Regions from separate parts of the Homo sapiens genome. Here region 2 is linked to region 1. Evidence: read pairs that join two places in POLR2A ChIA-PET (ENCODE). Cell type or tissue: OCI-LY7. All regions are shown on one strand.

What was found. ChIA-PET counts read pairs that join two places held together with the same protein. Peaks named below come from ENCODE experiments on the same cell type or tissue, not always from the same donor. Only the 100,000 strongest peaks of a DNase experiment are listed, where the experiment ranks them.
Region 2: POLR2A ChIA-PET joins it to region 1 with 5 read pairs; 4 of 35 experiments call an interaction of 5 or more read pairs at or near these places.

What each region holds. Positions count from the first base shown.
Region 1 is chr6:90,410,654-90,418,653 of GRCh38, forward strand. No RefSeq gene overlaps it. Among named protein-coding and RNA genes, the nearest start is that of MIR4464, 100 kb to the left of the region's middle. RefSeq lists enhancers at 784-1,143, 2,165-3,106, 3,107-4,048. In OCI-LY7, no CTCF peak of the experiment used is centred here; DNase peaks (open chromatin) are centred at 3,438 and 3,908; H3K4me3 peaks cover 1,073 bases.
Region 2 is chr6:90,254,982-90,262,981 of GRCh38, forward strand. The region is part of intron 2 of BACH2 (BACH transcriptional regulator 2); the gene reads right to left. Among named protein-coding and RNA genes, the nearest start is that of BACH2, 38 kb to the right of the region's middle. In OCI-LY7, no CTCF peak of the experiment used is centred here; no DNase peak of the experiment used is centred here; H3K27ac peaks cover 806 bases.

The DNA of each region.
Region 1 (8,000 bases):
TGTCTATACAGATGCCGAAGTGATAAGAATTTTAAGAGGGAAAGTATATTTAAGAGTATGAAATACCGTTAAGGCTGGGTGCAGTGGCTCATGCCTGTAATCCCAGCACTTTGGGAGGCTGAGGTGGTGGATCATGAGGTCAGGAGTTCAAGGCCAGCCTGGCCAAGATGGTGAAACCCCATCTCTACTAAAAATACAAAAATTAGCTGTGGCGGCAGGCGCCTGTAATCCCTGCTGCTCGGGAGGCTGAGGCAGGAGAATCACTTGAATCTGGGTGGCAGAGGTTGCAGTGAGCCAAGATCACACCACTGCACTCCAGCCTGGGTGACAGAGTGAGGCTCCGTCTCAAAAAAAAAAAAAAAAAAAAAAAAGAAAGAAAGAAAGAAAAAAAAGAAAGAAATACCTTTAAGACACCAAGAAAGATAAGGACAGGGATTAGCCACTTGGAAGTCACTGGTGCCCTCAGACCCACACAAATAGCTCCATCACAAAGTAGGATGTGGTGGAAAACAAAATGAACAAAATGCAAGTTGAAAGGGCCACGTGAACCCAGGAGAGGAAAATCATTTAGGACGAAACAATCACGGAAAGCTTCATGTCCAAAGTAGCATTTCACTTGGGTCCTGAAGGATGGGTGATATTTTTAAAATGAAGGCCAGAGAAGTGGAGGAAGGGAGGGCACCCAGCTGACTATAGCATGAGCAAAAGTGCAATGGCAGAGATGTTTAGGGTGTGTTCACCAAGAGGTGAACAGTTCATGCTTGGTCTGATGGCTAGGGGCCAAATGTGAGTGCTGGCTAAGGAGAAGGGACTTTCTCTGTTCAATTTACAAATGAGTCAGCTGTAATTTACCTTCCCTTAGGTTATCGGCCTGAATATGTAAATGAGGGATAGCTGTCACTAGAATGAAACTGACATCTAGAAAAGCGCCTCCCTATAATCTTGCCTTTCCATATAAGGGCTCCCTGGCGTGCTTCACAGGTGAACTCTACAGCAAACGCATTCTTCTCTCTCCTTTCAGCCTTGGTCTTTCCTCTGACTCAGGGGCCTGGCTTGTGGTGCTGAGGCACCTTCCGGCTGCTGAGAATTGGACTACTCTGTCTTCTTGCTGACTGCGGCAAAGGAACGCCCGGGGTCTGACAATCACCTCTACGAGAGCAGCTTGGATGTTTCTCATCTTTCACTTGACTTTCTTATCCCTTTACTTAAATATATATATATATATATATACTTTAGAGACAGGGTCTCACTCACTATGTTGCCTAGGTTGGACTCAAACTTCTGGGCTCAAGTGATCCTCCCACCTCAGCCTCCCAAGTGGCTGGATTACAAGCATGTGCCACCACACCCTGCTCATCCCTTCAGTTTTTAGCCCAGAAAGCTGGCACTAAAAGGGATGGTAGGTTTGAGGGATTTTAGATGGAAGACAATTTAGGTGACTCTGCACTATATTATAGTCAAATATCCTGCAACCTTTGTTCCTAGAAGAAACCTGTGCATCCTGAATCTCTGACCCCTGGGAATACATTCTTTTCCCCCAGCACCTCACCTAGGAATGGTCACTTGGGTTAAGGGTTCTCAGGCTTGGTGGCCAAAAGCCAACACCTGTTCATTTATCTCCTATCTTGTACTCAGTCTCTTAAGACTTTTCTGCAACTTGGACCCTGGTGGGCCAAGTGCATTTGCCCAGAGAGAAAAATTGCACAAATTAGAACTCTGGATTGATATTTCACTTACATACCTCCACTTGGGGATCCTCAACACAGCTTAAATAGTAATGTCTTTAATGGGGGTCATCAAGGGCATTTAAGTAGGGACATGCAATGAGCAGAACCACTTTTGGAGAAGACTGCACTTGGCAGTCGTTCCCTAACAGATTTGAGAGAGCAGAGGTGGGAAATGGCAAATTGTTAGGAAACTGATAATGGGCCCAGGGAGAAAAACCTTGAACCAAGGAACTGAGCTAGATGTGGAAGGGTGGGCGTGGGTTTTAGAAACACTTCTTTAGAGGAAAACCATGATTAAAAAAGGAGAAAGAAAGAAGGAAAGGAAAGGAAAGGAAAGGAAAAAAGGAAGGTGGGATTGGGGGAAGAAGGAAAGGAAGAAAGGAAAGAAGGAAAGAAAGAGGACATGGAAATCTCTGTAGGCCAGGAACAGAGTGAGGAGGCTCAGTATCATGGGGAGGGCCTGGGAAACCTGTGGCCCCTCAGGACACAGAGATTCTGAGCTGGCAGCAGGAGCTGAGCTGAGAACAGAACTGAGCTCACTCCAGGAGCCCAGGACAAGGAGCCAAGTGTGAATGTGGGGCCAGGCCTCTGCTCTTCATTGGTGACTAGAGCTGTAAGAGCTGTGCCTGACTGTCTGGGATGGCAGTGGAAAGAGGCTCCTTCTCCACAGGTCAGGGAGGAAGCAGACTATGGCATGAAGGGGGACCCAGTTCTGTGCTGGGCAGCTTCTTAACTGAAGACTCCAGCTACCCACTGCAGTGCATGGGCATCCATCTGCGGGGGAGGGGCACTGATACACCTGTTCCACCAAGAATGCCCCATCACAGTGCCCTTGACCCAGGCTCCTCAGGAAGCCTCTTGTCTGAGACTTCTCATCTCTTCACCCCACACTGAGGGGCTCCTTGTCCTGCCATTCAGTCTCATTCGCCTCCATGGAACTAGGAACAGCTTTGCTGAAGTCCCTGGAGTGTGGAGGGTCACCTCATTTATCCCATCTCAGAGCCAGACAGTTGACATCATCAGAGTGACCGGGCGTCTTTGGTTGTGCCGACTCCTCTTTGCCATGCGTGGCACCCCCCCGCCCCCCACTCCTCCTGTTATTGTGCCAACCCCAGCAGGGCAATGCCTTGCCCCAGGAAAGGGGAAGCTTTTTCCATAGAGCTGCTTTCCAGCAAAACTGGAACCCTCCTGAGTGAAAGCCCAGTGACCACGCAGCCCACGAGGGCTGGGACCCAGAGTGCGGGACGGGGATTCGTGGTGTATGCCCAGGGCCTTTGGTGCCAGAGGGAAGGATGATGAGGCTGTAGAATTCCTGTTCCCGCTCCTGGGAGAGGGACTGGAGAGGATTCCCTGCGATGGGTTTCTGAATGGCTACCAGAAACAAACAAGCACATCCATCGACAAGCCGTGGTAATTAGAAGGGAAACAACGATAGTGAAGTTACCTTTCTCCATTCATTCCGCAAGCATTTTTGAGTGTTTATTTCTGGCGCAGAGCTATTTTAGGGGCGGGGGGAGAGCATGTGAGGAAGAGGAAAGGGAATTGGTCCAACTCGCCAGCTTGAGAGGGGAGAGGCTGGCGGGGGATGGGCAGTATTAGTGTTTGGTCTGTGGAAGATGAAACGCAGCTCTGCTCTGTGGGCGGGCCTTTGATCTTCCAGTAACTGCTAGAGTAGCAATTAGCATCCTTAATGCTGAGGGGAGTCTCTGAGAAGCCCTTTAGCCTGCTGATCTAGGTTAGTAGATCCGGAAGTGTGGGTGCCTGTGAGCGAGTGTGTGTGTGTGTGTGTGTGTGTGTGTGTGGGAGACAGAGAGAGAGAGAGGGAGACAGAGAGAGAAAGAGAGAGAGACAGAGAGAGAAAGAGAGAGAGACAGAGAGAGAGAGACAGAGAGAGAGAGAGAGACTGAAATGGGTTTATTAGATGTTTGATGTTTCTTCCACAATACAGTTTTTCATATTTGAGAATGATGTGACACCTTCCAAATAAAATTCAGTTTTGTGTAGAAAATTGAATCATCTAAGCACTTACACTGAAAAGTCACAAAGTCCTAAATTTACAGGAAAACAGGACTCGTAAAACTTATAACACTGAGTAAAATATTATGCTCCAGAGCCCCTTTCAGACTTCTGGTCTGGGACAACCCTTCCCTTGTAGCCCCATGGTTCCATCAGCCCCGCGGTTGAGCTCTAGAAGCTGGCTGAATTTAAGTTTCCACTGGGCGATTTTGTGGACCCTATTTCAGTGACTTCACCTTTTTGAACCTCAGTTTCACATCTATAGATGGAGATAACCCGTAGCACAGGGCTAAACTCTCTCATCAGGTTATTTCTTTTTCTTTACTGTTTAAAAATGAGAATTAAATGAAATCATTTCTGTAAAGTACTGAGCCCACTAGAAAAGACCTGAAATAAAGTCTTAGAAGGGAAGTATTAAAAGGGAAGACTTTTTTTCCTTCAACAGCTGCTGAATAGGATGGGGGAATTGGAAGCCAAAAAATTTTAAAACTTAATTTAACTTAAAAATTTAAATAAAATAATTAGCTAGGTGTGGTGATGTGCACCTGTAGTCTCAGCTACTCAGGAGGCTGAGGCAGAAGGATAAATAAATTAATGTTGACACAGATACTATAATATAGACAAAAGAGGGGTGCCCATGATGGATAGCTGGAGAAAGGGAAAGACGATTTCTGTGTAGGGAAGGGGGCTGGAAAAAGAGGAGGCAGGAGAGCAACACAGGGGCTGGGGGGAGACGGGGGAAGGGAGGCATCCCCATGGGTGCCCCAACATCTAATGCTGGGCAATTCTGACCCTCAGCCCACATGCCCTCCCCTTTACCTGCCCTGACTTGGCTGGACCCGGACAGCCCAAGCCCTTCCTCCTCCACCCTGGCCGTATCCAACCCAGGCCAGGTGACTTTCCCTACAGCTCACCTGCTTCCTGTGCCATTCTCATTTCCACAGCCACAGCTCTCAACCCACACTGAGCTGGGGGCCCCATTGGCTCTCCTGAGTCCCTCCACCCATCTGCCCTAGCCCACAATGAATAGCTGCCCTGCTGCAGGCCTGGTGTTCCCTCTGCTTTATTGCATCATATGTTTTAATTTAATGAATTGATTATTTTTTTAAAATGACAAAACATTTCAAACATAAAACTACCCACTGTCAATATTTAACAAATGTTAGCTTTCTGCCATATTTACTTCAGATTTTTTTTAATTTTTATTTTTATTTTAGACAGGATCTTCCTCTGTCTCCCAGGCTGGAATGCAGTGGTGTAATCATAACTCACTGTAACCTCCAACTCCTGGGCTCGACTGATGCTCCTGCCTCAGCCTCCCGAGTAACTGGGACTGCAGGTGCATGCCATCATGCCCTGTAGGATTTTTTAAAGGTATGAAAAAATTACAGATAGAATTGGAATCTTCTCTTTGTTCCACCCCAGAGCTAACTATTCTCTTGAAGTTGGTTCTTATTTCTTTTTCATGCTTTTGAATTTTATGGTATATGTATGGATCCACAAACAATATTGCCTGTAGTGCTGTTTGGGGTAGTTACAATGTTTAAATAAATAGTATTTTGCTGTTTTTATTCAATATTGTGTTTCCAAGACTTATCCTATTTTGATGCTTGTAGAACTAGCTCATTCACATGTAAACCACTACATAGTTTCCATCTAGGAATGTATCATAATTATGTTTCAATCCCCAGTTGATGAATATTTAGGTTGCTTCACTATTTTTCTATGACAATATGTCTAAAATATTATTGTGTAGTTATTCTTGTGCACTTGTATCTTAGTATTTCTAATCTGTGTATGGTGTACAAACTTCAACTTTCTGGGTGCTACTAAATTGCTCTCCAAAATGGTTACCCTTCTATCAGGACTGAATGAGAATTCTAATTCCCTCACAACCTTCCCAATACTTAGTAATGTATGATGAACATTTTGCCACTGTTTTACTTTGCATTTCTGTGATTAGTATTGAAGGTGAGCATCTCTTTAAATGTTTTTTAGCCATTCAGGTTTTCATCTTCTGTGAATTATTTGCTTGGTTTCTCTTTGGGGTTTACTTTATCCTATTTATTTGTAGGAGCTCTTCAAGCACTCTGGGCAGTGATGCTTTGCTGGTTACATGTCTATCTTAGGAACACTTGGCAAGAGCAGGGATAGTGTTCTTCTCAATGGCATACCTGAATTCACTAGTTGGTTCTTTTATATAACAGTGAGAAATAAATTAAAACAGGGTATGAAAATTAACTTAAAGATTTTTCAAGCAAGTCTTTTTTGTTTTCCAACCAAGATAATATTAGATCTAAATAACTATTAACTATGCTATTTTTTCAGCTTCTGCTGCTGAAGTTCCTACTTGTATTTCAAAAGTCTGCATAGTTAAGAGCCAGTCCTCCGTTCTGCCCCATCTTGAGAAAGGTGGACTCAAAGGCTGTCATTCAGCGGACATAACCTTGCAACTGTTTCCTAGTTAGGGAAGGTGTCCTAACTCCCTTTTTATAAACTAGAATAATTGGCAAAGATGGAATGCAACTGTAACTTGTTCTTTTCTTATTCGGGACACCGAGAAATGGGCTTTTCTCTTCTCTAATGATATAAACATTATAAAGAAGCCAGCATACACCATTTTTCTGAATCAAGAGTAAACATGAAAATTATATGCTTTGTAATTTTCCTTCAGCCATCTGCCACTGCTCATGAGTCCTCATATAGCTTTATCTTGGGTCACTTCTCTTTCCACACAAAACGGATGCTGATGTGCATTATCTGAATCTATTCATCAGAGAGATTTCCCCTCACCACTCTTTCTGAGACACCTTGAATTGGGCTGTTGTATGGAAACATTCCATTTTCAGCTTGTAACAGTTTACAAAGCCACTCCACCCACGAACCAAGCTCTTGTACCCTCTGGATTCTCTTGAGCCTGATCCCAAATATACCATTTTCATTTTGCAATAGCTTGTTCAAGACCCATGCAGTTTAGGCCTTGTTGAGCCTGGCATTGTCTGGCTTCCACCAGGGCCTAGAAGCATGTCAGGAACTGATTTTCAAATGGTCTATGGTTCTCTGCTGTAGACTGCAGGGTCTTGCACCAGAACCCTAAATGTTTTCTGTTAGCACTTGCCAGAGGCTCCACAGATTGTCTTTCTCCATCACAGACACTTCTAAGTGCTGAGAGATCTTTTTGGTCATGTGGCCCAAGTGGCAAGGCTGCTAGTGCTGAAGTCTGGGCCTGCTACCGAGCTCTGTCTTGTTATTAAAGCTAGCAGCCTTTCATGTCACCTAACAGTACCTTCAGACTCTGTTGTGACAGAGAGCAGGAAAATTAACATAGCCCTGGACAAAACTATAAATCTATATTGTTGTCTGTCCCATGTGAATGCAAACTGCCTCTGATCCTCCTTCAGGCCAGACCAGTGACCTCACACCACGTCCTGAAGCTGTGTTCATCTGCTCTAGCAAAGACACCACATCTGGCACAGAAGCTGCAACTGGGGCTCCTACTTGGTTAAGTTAGAGCAGTTAACCATCAAGTGCCTTCATCCATTCAATTTATATGAGAGAGAATCTATTGAATTAAAAGGGGATATATAACAAAGACCAACACTCTTGAGTCCCCCAAGTCTTGAAGGGTGACAATAATCCCGCCACCCCCTCCAGGGCTGATATTGTTTAGATTTTCTGTCCTGGTCAGAGGAGAGTTTCAGGGGCATCTGCTTGGCTTTTCCTACCTCAAGTTCTTATTTTATAGGTCAAAAAATAAACAAATGTGAGCTTTCTGCCAACTCCTAAGTATGCCTACTCCAAATATGCATTTAGGAACCAAGGAAACGACCATGAGATGGGTCTGTGCATGAGTGAAACCTGCTGTGAGATGGCACTAGGTGAGAACTCCATCGACTATCTAACCTCCCCATTTACTACTACTCCAATGGGAGGGCCATGGTGGTACTTTGAGTAGTCCCCTTCTCCTAATATATGTTTATCTGAGCAAGTGGCCATAGGATGTCTTGGGAAAGACTGGGAGAATCAATACAGTATATTCTTGCCATGGTGGTACAGAGCCCAACCTCATGGAGACTCAGTCTGTCCTTTTGTCAGTGGGTTCTGGTTAGAAAACTGGTTCTGGCCTGGGCACTGAGCAGGAGGAGATCATGTTTCTCTACTGGGCTGGCTGACTCCAGGCTTCTGCTCCTCTATTCTTGATCTCTGTATCTTTTTTTTTTTTTTTTTTTGAGATGGAGTCCTTCTCCTTGCTCTGTC
Region 2 (8,000 bases), 160 kb before region 1:
TTCTCAATCAATTGACTTTTTCAACATCAGATGGGTGGCTGGAGCCTTCACAAACTTCAGAGCCCTAATAGAGATCCCCTTTTCTAGCCCACATAAATAATACAAATCATATCTCTATGATCATTAGAGATGCAAAAAATCGGTACAGGCCTTTCTCCCCTTCTAACACATTATCTTAGGCTTGTTTTATTTATTTAATTTTTACATTCCTCATGTGATCTGTGGCCACACAAGACTGATTCTCCAAACTGAACTTCATTCTATCTGCTCCACAATAAGCAATATTTATTCATTTTCACTCAACAATTGTTTACTAAAAATGTACTGTGTGTAAGACATTGTGCTAAGAGCAAGTAAGTACTAGGAAGTCACAGTTCTATCATCAAGTTTTAAATCTAGTAGGTGAAAGACTCATACAGAAGTATCAAGGCAGCCATGGGCCACCTGAGTGGTGAAACTGAGACCCAAAGAGTGTCAGGAAGACAGGAGGCACTCAACTGTGGTAAATGGGGAGAATGACAGAGGAGATGGCATTTGAGTTGGGCCTGAGAGGACAGGTTGTCCAGGATTTGGATTGACAATGATTTAAGGGAAGAGAAGAGGGAAGAAGAAAACAGCCAACTTTAAGCAAAGGAAACACAATGAGACAAATTTGCAAAAGCAAAAAATGTAATGAGCATTGCATACCACCAGAAGAGCAGGTGAATAAGGGTACTAGCTAGAAGCAGCAAGGTTCATTCATTTGTATTAGAGAAAAGTGCAAGATAAATGGTTCATCTGAACAATGGGTGGTTTCACAGGGTTTGAAAACATCTCTCCCTCTGTAAGTCATACTATCTCCGACTGAAGGGTCCAACGTGAAGCAGGAACGAAGGGGCCAGTCCTGTTTGGTTGTCCAGGTGCAGGACCCAAAACCAGCAACACACAGAGTGACATATGTTGTGACTATGCCCTTCTCATATCAACCCCAAAATGTACCGAAACACTGAAAAGACATTTTCCAACGGAGACTTGCCCAAGTTTTCCTTTTAAAACTATTCAGTTTTGAACCTCCAAATTCTGAATTTCAAACTCAACCACCTGCTTTCTCAGCAACTTCACCAGTGAACTCAATGTTGAAGCTCCTGGGGAAAAAAAAAATCTCACATAAAACGTACAGTGTGATAAATCCAGGCCTCATAGCATTAGCTGTGTCCTCCCACTTCCCACAGGGACTATTCCATGAAACTTATAGTGTCTTCTTCCTGGTGCACAGCTGGGCCACGTTTTCCAGCCTCCTTTGCAGCTAGTTGGTGACATGTGATTGAGTTCTACCACGAAATATAAGTGAAAGTGATTATGCTAATTTCTAGGCCTAATTTCTATGCTAATTTCTAGGCCTACTCCATAAAAACCTTCCATGTGTAACCTGCCATGTTTTTCCCCCTCTCTTGATGTGATGCAAACAAGCACAGTAACTCTGGGAGTCACATGGTGAAGATGGAGAAACTACAAGATGGAAGGAATCTGAATTCCTGAAGGATTTCCAGGAGGAAAATGTCACCTACCATTCATCAACACCCATTTAAGACCTCATGTGAATAAGGAAGAAACTTGTGTTAGAACAGTGAAATGTTGAGAAGTTATCTTGTATTTTTTTATTTTGAAAAATAATTTTTATTACGTATATTTATGGTATACAACGTGATGTTATAGGCTTAATATAGATAGTAAAAAGGTTACTGTAGTGAAGCAAATTAACATATCCATCATCTCAGTTACCCTATTTTTGTTTTTATGTTAAGAGCAGCTAAAATCTCACTTAGCATGAATCCCATACCTATAGTCTTCATACTGCACATTAGATCTCTATACTTGTTCATACTACTTTGTATCCTCTGACCTACATCTCTCCATTTCCTGCCCACAACCCATATCCCTGGTAACCACTGTTGTATTCTCTCTGCATATTTGAAATTTTTTTGGTTCCACATATAAGTAAGATCATATAATATGTCTTTCTTTGGCGTATTTCGCTTAGCACAATGGGCTTTCCCATGTTGTGGCAAATGACAAGCTCTCATTATTTTCTAGGGCTGAATAATATTCATTTTGTATAAACCAAATGTGGTATACTTACAGCCACTTCTTTCTCTATTTGTCCATCATCAGACACTTAGGTTGTTTCCATATCTTAGTTATTGTGAATCATGCTGCAGTGAACATGGGAGTGCAGACATCTTTATGAGGTGGTGATTTCATTTCCTTTGGGTATATGCCCAGAAAAGGAATGGCTGGGTCATATATGGTAGTTCTGTTTTTAATTTCTTTAGAAACCTCTATAACGTTTTCCATAACGGCTATACCCAATCTACATTCCCACCAACAGTGGACAAGAGTCCTCCACATCCTCACCAACATTTGTTATCTTTTGACTTTTTGATAACAGCCATCCTAACAGTTGTGAGGAGGTAAATCACAGTGGTTTTGATTTGCATTTCCCTGATATGATGTTGTGTACCCTTTCATATGCCTGTGGCCATCTTTGTGTCTTCTTTAGAAAAATGTCTACTCAGGCCTTTTGCCCATTTTATAAATCAGGTAATTCGTTTGTTCTTTGCTATTGAGTTGTATGAGTTCCTGATAAATTTTGGCTACTAACTCCTTACCAAATACATGATTTACAATATATCTGATGTACATTGGAATATTGGGATATACTGATTGGAATTTTTTCCCAATCTGTAGGCTGCTACTTCACTTTGTTGATTGTTTCCTTTACTGTACAGAAACTTTCTAGTTTGGTGTAGTCCCATTTATTTATTTTATTTTTGAGATGGAGTCTCACTCTGTCCTCCAGGCTAGAGTGCAGTGGCGCCATCTCGGCTCACTACAATCTCGGCCTCCTGGGTTCAAGCGATTCTCCTGCCTCAGCCTCCCAAGTAGCTGGAATTACAGGTGTGCGCCACCACACCCAGCTAATTTTTGTATTTTTAGTAGAGATGGGGTTTCACCATGTTGGCCAGGATGGTCTCGATCTCCTGACCTTGTGATCCCCCTACCTCAGCCTCCCAAAAGTGCCGGGATTACAGGCGTGAGCCACTGCGCCCAGCCCCCATTTATTTAATTTTGCTTTTGTGGCCTGAGCTCTTGTTGTGATATCCAAAAGCTGACTACCAACGCCAATGTCCAGGAGCTATTCCCCTATGTTCCTGTGTAGGAGTTTTATAGTTTCTGCTTTTATGTTTAGGTCTTTTATCAATTTTGAGTTGATTTTTGTATGTGGTATACGATAACAGTCCAATTCCATTCTTTTGCATGTGGAAATCCAGTTTTCTTAACATCCTATCAAAGAGACTATTCTTTTCCCATTGTGTCTTCTTGGTGCCCTTGTCAAAAATTAGTTGACTATATATACGTGGATTTATTTCTGGACTCTCTATTCTGTTCCACTGGTCTATGTGTCTGTTTTTATGCCTGTATAATACTGTCTTTATTACTATAACTTTGTAATATAATTTTTAAATCAGGAAGTATAATACCTCCAACTTTGTTTTGCTTTTTCATAATTGTTTTGGCTATTCAGGGTCTTTCATGGTTCTGTACAAATTTAAGAAGCATTTTTTCTATTTCTGTGAAGAAGGTCACTGGAATTTTGATAGAGATTGCACCGAATCTGTATATTGCTTTGGGTACTATGGACATTTCAACAATATTAATTCTTCTGATCCATGAGCATGTGATATCTTTCCATTTTTTTGTGCTTAATTTCTTTCATTAATGTTTTATAGTTTTCAGTGTACACATCTTTCACATTGGTTGAATTTATTCCTAGGTATTTTGTTCTTTTTGATGCTTTGTTAAGTGGGACCATTTTCTTCATGTTCTTTTCAAACAGACTGTAATTGGTATGAAAAAAAACGCAACTGATTTTGCATGTTGATTTTGCACCCCACAGCTTTACTGAATTCATTCGTTGTTCTAACAGTTTTTTTGTGTGGAATCTGCAGGGGCTTTTTTCCCCCCCTACAATATAGGATCACACCATCTGCAAATAGAGATAACTTTACTTCTTCCTGACCTCAATGCCTTTAATTTCTTTTCCTTATCTAATTACTATTGCTGGTACTTCCAGTACTATGTTGAATAGAAGTGGTGAAAGTGGGCATCCATGCCTGCCTGATACTAGACCTTCATGGAAAAACTTTCAGTTTTCCCCCATGTATTATAATGTTAGCTGTGGGTTTTTCATAAATGGCCTTTATTACACAGAGAAGCTTTCCTTCTATACATACACTATTGAGCATTTTTCTCAATAAAGGATGTTGGACTTTGTCAAATGCTTTTTCTGTGTCAATTAAGATTATCATGTGATTTTTATCTTTCATTCTGTTAATGCAATGTATCACTACTGATTGATCTGCAGATGTTAAACCAGCTTTGTATGCCAGGGATAAATCCCACTTAGTCATGACATGTAATCTTTTTGATGTGTTGTTGGATTTGGTTTCCTAATATTTTACTGGGGCTTTTTGCACCAATATTCATCAGAGAAATTGGGTTTAAATTTTCTTTTCTTGTGATGTCTTTGGCTGGCTGGGTATCAGGGTGATCCTGGCCTCATAAAATGTGTTTGAAAGTATTCCTTCTAGTTCTATTTTTTTGGAAGAGTTTAAGAAGTACTGGTATCAATTCTTTGAATGTCTGGTAGAACTCAGCTGTGAAGCTATCTGTTCCTGGGCTTGTCTTTGTTGAGAGGTTTTTCATTACTTCTCCAATCTATTTGTGATTGGTCTGTTACAGGCTTTCTATTTCTTCCTGAGTCAATCCTGGTAGGTTGTATTTTCCTAGGAATTTATCTGTTTCCTCTAGGCCACCCAATTTGTTGGCATATAATTGTTCGTAATAGGGACTTATCATCCTTTTTATTCCCGAGGTGTCTGTTGTAATTTCTTCAATTTCATTTTTGGTTTTACTTGAGTTTTCTTTTTTCTTTGTTAGACTATCTATGGGTTTGCCAATTTTACTTAAAAAAAAACCCAACTCTTAAGTTTATTGATTCTTCCTGTGGCTTTTCTATTATCCATTTAGTTTATGTTTGTTCTGATTTTTATTTCTTTCCTTCTACTAATCTGGTTTTAGTTTGTTCTTTTTCTAGTTCCTTGAGGTGTAATGTCACACTATTCATTTGAGATCTTTCTTCTTTTCTAATGTAGGCATATATTGCTATAAACTTTCCTCTCAGAACTGCTTCTCCTATATCCCATCAGTTCTGGTATATTGTGTTTCCGTTGTCATTTGTCTCAAGGCATTTTTTAAATTTATCTTTTAATTTCTTCTTTGACCCATTGGTTGTTCTGGGGCATGTTGTTTATGTTCCAGATATTTGTGAATTTTTCAAGATTCCTCCTGTCACTGATGTCTAGTTTATACCACTGTGGTTTGAAGTTATATCTGAAATGATACTAGACATAATTTCAATCTTAAATTTTGTGGCCTAACATATGGTCTATCCTGGAGAATGTTCTATGTATACTCTAGAAAAACTTTACATTCTGCTGCTGTTGGATGGAAAATTCTGTACATGTCTATTGGGTCCATTTGGCCAAAAATGCAATTCAAGTCCTGCATTTCTTACTAATTTTCTGTCTGAATGATGTACATGTTGTTGAACTGAGAAGTTATTTTTACAGCAGCTAGCATTACCTTAATAATATACACATTTCGACCAAATTCTTTATGTTAGTTTGGGTCTACCCAGAAGCAAGTACCAAGATAGAACTAGAAATACAAAAGATATATTGAGAAAGGAAGCCACAGAATGTGGGAGGTCCTTCAAACCACACCTATGGACATGGAGAGGAAAGGAAGAAGGAATGGCTAGGAAGTCTTGGATTCCAACACAGTTCCAAGAAAGGTCTGCTCAGGCCAATAGGAGTTCTTGAGCCAATTTGGCCCACTGGAAAAGTCCTGTGTCCCACAGGAATGAGCCTGAAATAGGAGCCCCTATTGTGCTTGGTCATGACTGGGAGACGCTAGTGGCAATTTGTAGTTTAGTACAATGCAAGGGTGGCTGCAGAGGGGCAGCAGTTGGGCCATCAGTCAACTACGCTTCTAGCTGTAGATCTAAGCACTTATTTTCATGGACACTACACCCCTCAAACTTCCAACTTTCAAGACCTACAATCCCTTATCCATATCCACACCCAGTCTTTCCTCCTTTGTTCCCATCTATTAAAAACTGAGTTGTCCTTTGTCTAGCCCAAAGCTAATCTTGCCATGTGTTCTAGCTTACGTGCCATCAGATCTGCTTAGAGACATTATTCCATCAGTTATCTCCTTCTTCTTCCTGTCTAATGGATTATATCTATCCTCCAGGATGTAAACTTGCTTGAGATTTTAACCTTGAAAAAGAATATTAAAAAAATGTTCCTTGACAACTCTTGCTCTCCTTCCCTTAGTATCTAAGCTCCTTGAAAGAGTAGTATAAATGAACCATCTCATTTCTTATTTTTCACCACCCACTAATTGCTCTTGCTAGGATTACTGAACCTACCAGTTGACACATCCTGGAACCCTTGCTTGACCCCTCTGAAGTATTCAACATTCTTGACTACTCCCTCCTTCTGCAGATTCCTGCTTTGGGTTCGTGGAGCACCCTATCCTCAGGTTTTCCTCATACCCTCAGATCATTCCTTCTAAAGCTTCTTTTTATTTGCTTCCTCCTTAAAAGTCCACTTCCTAGGGCTTATATCATTGGTTCTCTCTGTTCTCTGTTTCCTACATTAATATCGCCCCTTGATCTCACGATCTAATTGAGCACTTATATACTTATATACTGATGAGATCACTCATGTAGTCACCCATGTAGTCTCAATACTCATAACCAATCAGTTACCAAGTTCTGAGGATTCTATTTCTTAACTGGCTCTCAGCACCATCATCTCCTTATCTCCCCACTGCCACTGCCCCATGAACTTCTGTAGGAGCAGAGTGACCCTCTCGCCTTGGATTCCATTCCTACTTATCTGTACCTCCACAGTGCTGCAAGAGAATATTTCTAAAGCACAAATTTCATCATGAAACCTCTGCATTGAGATTCCTGAAGTTGTTCCCCACTGACTACAGGATGAAGGCCAGCCTCCTTGGCATGGTACGTAAGGTCCTTCATAATCAGTTTTAGTCTGATCTTCCTCCACTACCTTCTCCATGTTCCCAAACTCTCATTATATGAAGTTATTTGAAATTCATACAATGTGGCATATGTTTCATGCTTCTATGGCCTTGTATGGGCTCTTTGCCCAAAATGCTCTATGACCCTGCCCTAACTGGGGGAATCTACTGTGCATTCTTTCAATGTTTGGTTTGGGATTCATTTGTACAGCGATGACTTTTACAGACCAATTCACCTATCTGTGGAGCCCCTTCCCATCCCCACGCCCCATTCCCAGGCCATTCAAGTGGCTGTTGTGTTGTTAGTACCCATTCATGGGTACCATGCGTGCACATGATTCCAGGACAGCAATCCTGCCCTGTTCCTTTTTGACTAGCACTGACACAGAGTAGGCACTAAATGGATGTTTACTGACTGAAAGAATGAATGATGTACAGACCCAATCTCCGAAGTTTGGCCTCACAAAATTTGCCTCTGAAAAACAAAATTATCACAGAGTAGCCAAAAACCATGATGACACCAATCAACATTACATGCACACACTGGTGTCCAAGTGCAGGTAGTGACATCTCCAATTTACACGTGAAAAGTGGATACTTGGCATTAAAGGAGAAAGATTCAAATGGTCTACGTAAGACAGCCACAAAGATAGCTCAAGAGCTATTATCCCAAGGGACACGCATTAACTGTTAGTAAGTATATAAACTAGAGTTCACATTTCACACAGAACTTTCTAACACAAATTGGAAACAGGAGACGATTAAGCTGATCTAAGGAAAAGCATGGCTTTGATACACAAGAAACTACACATGCATTTTACATTAAATGCTTTTTAAAATTCACTCAC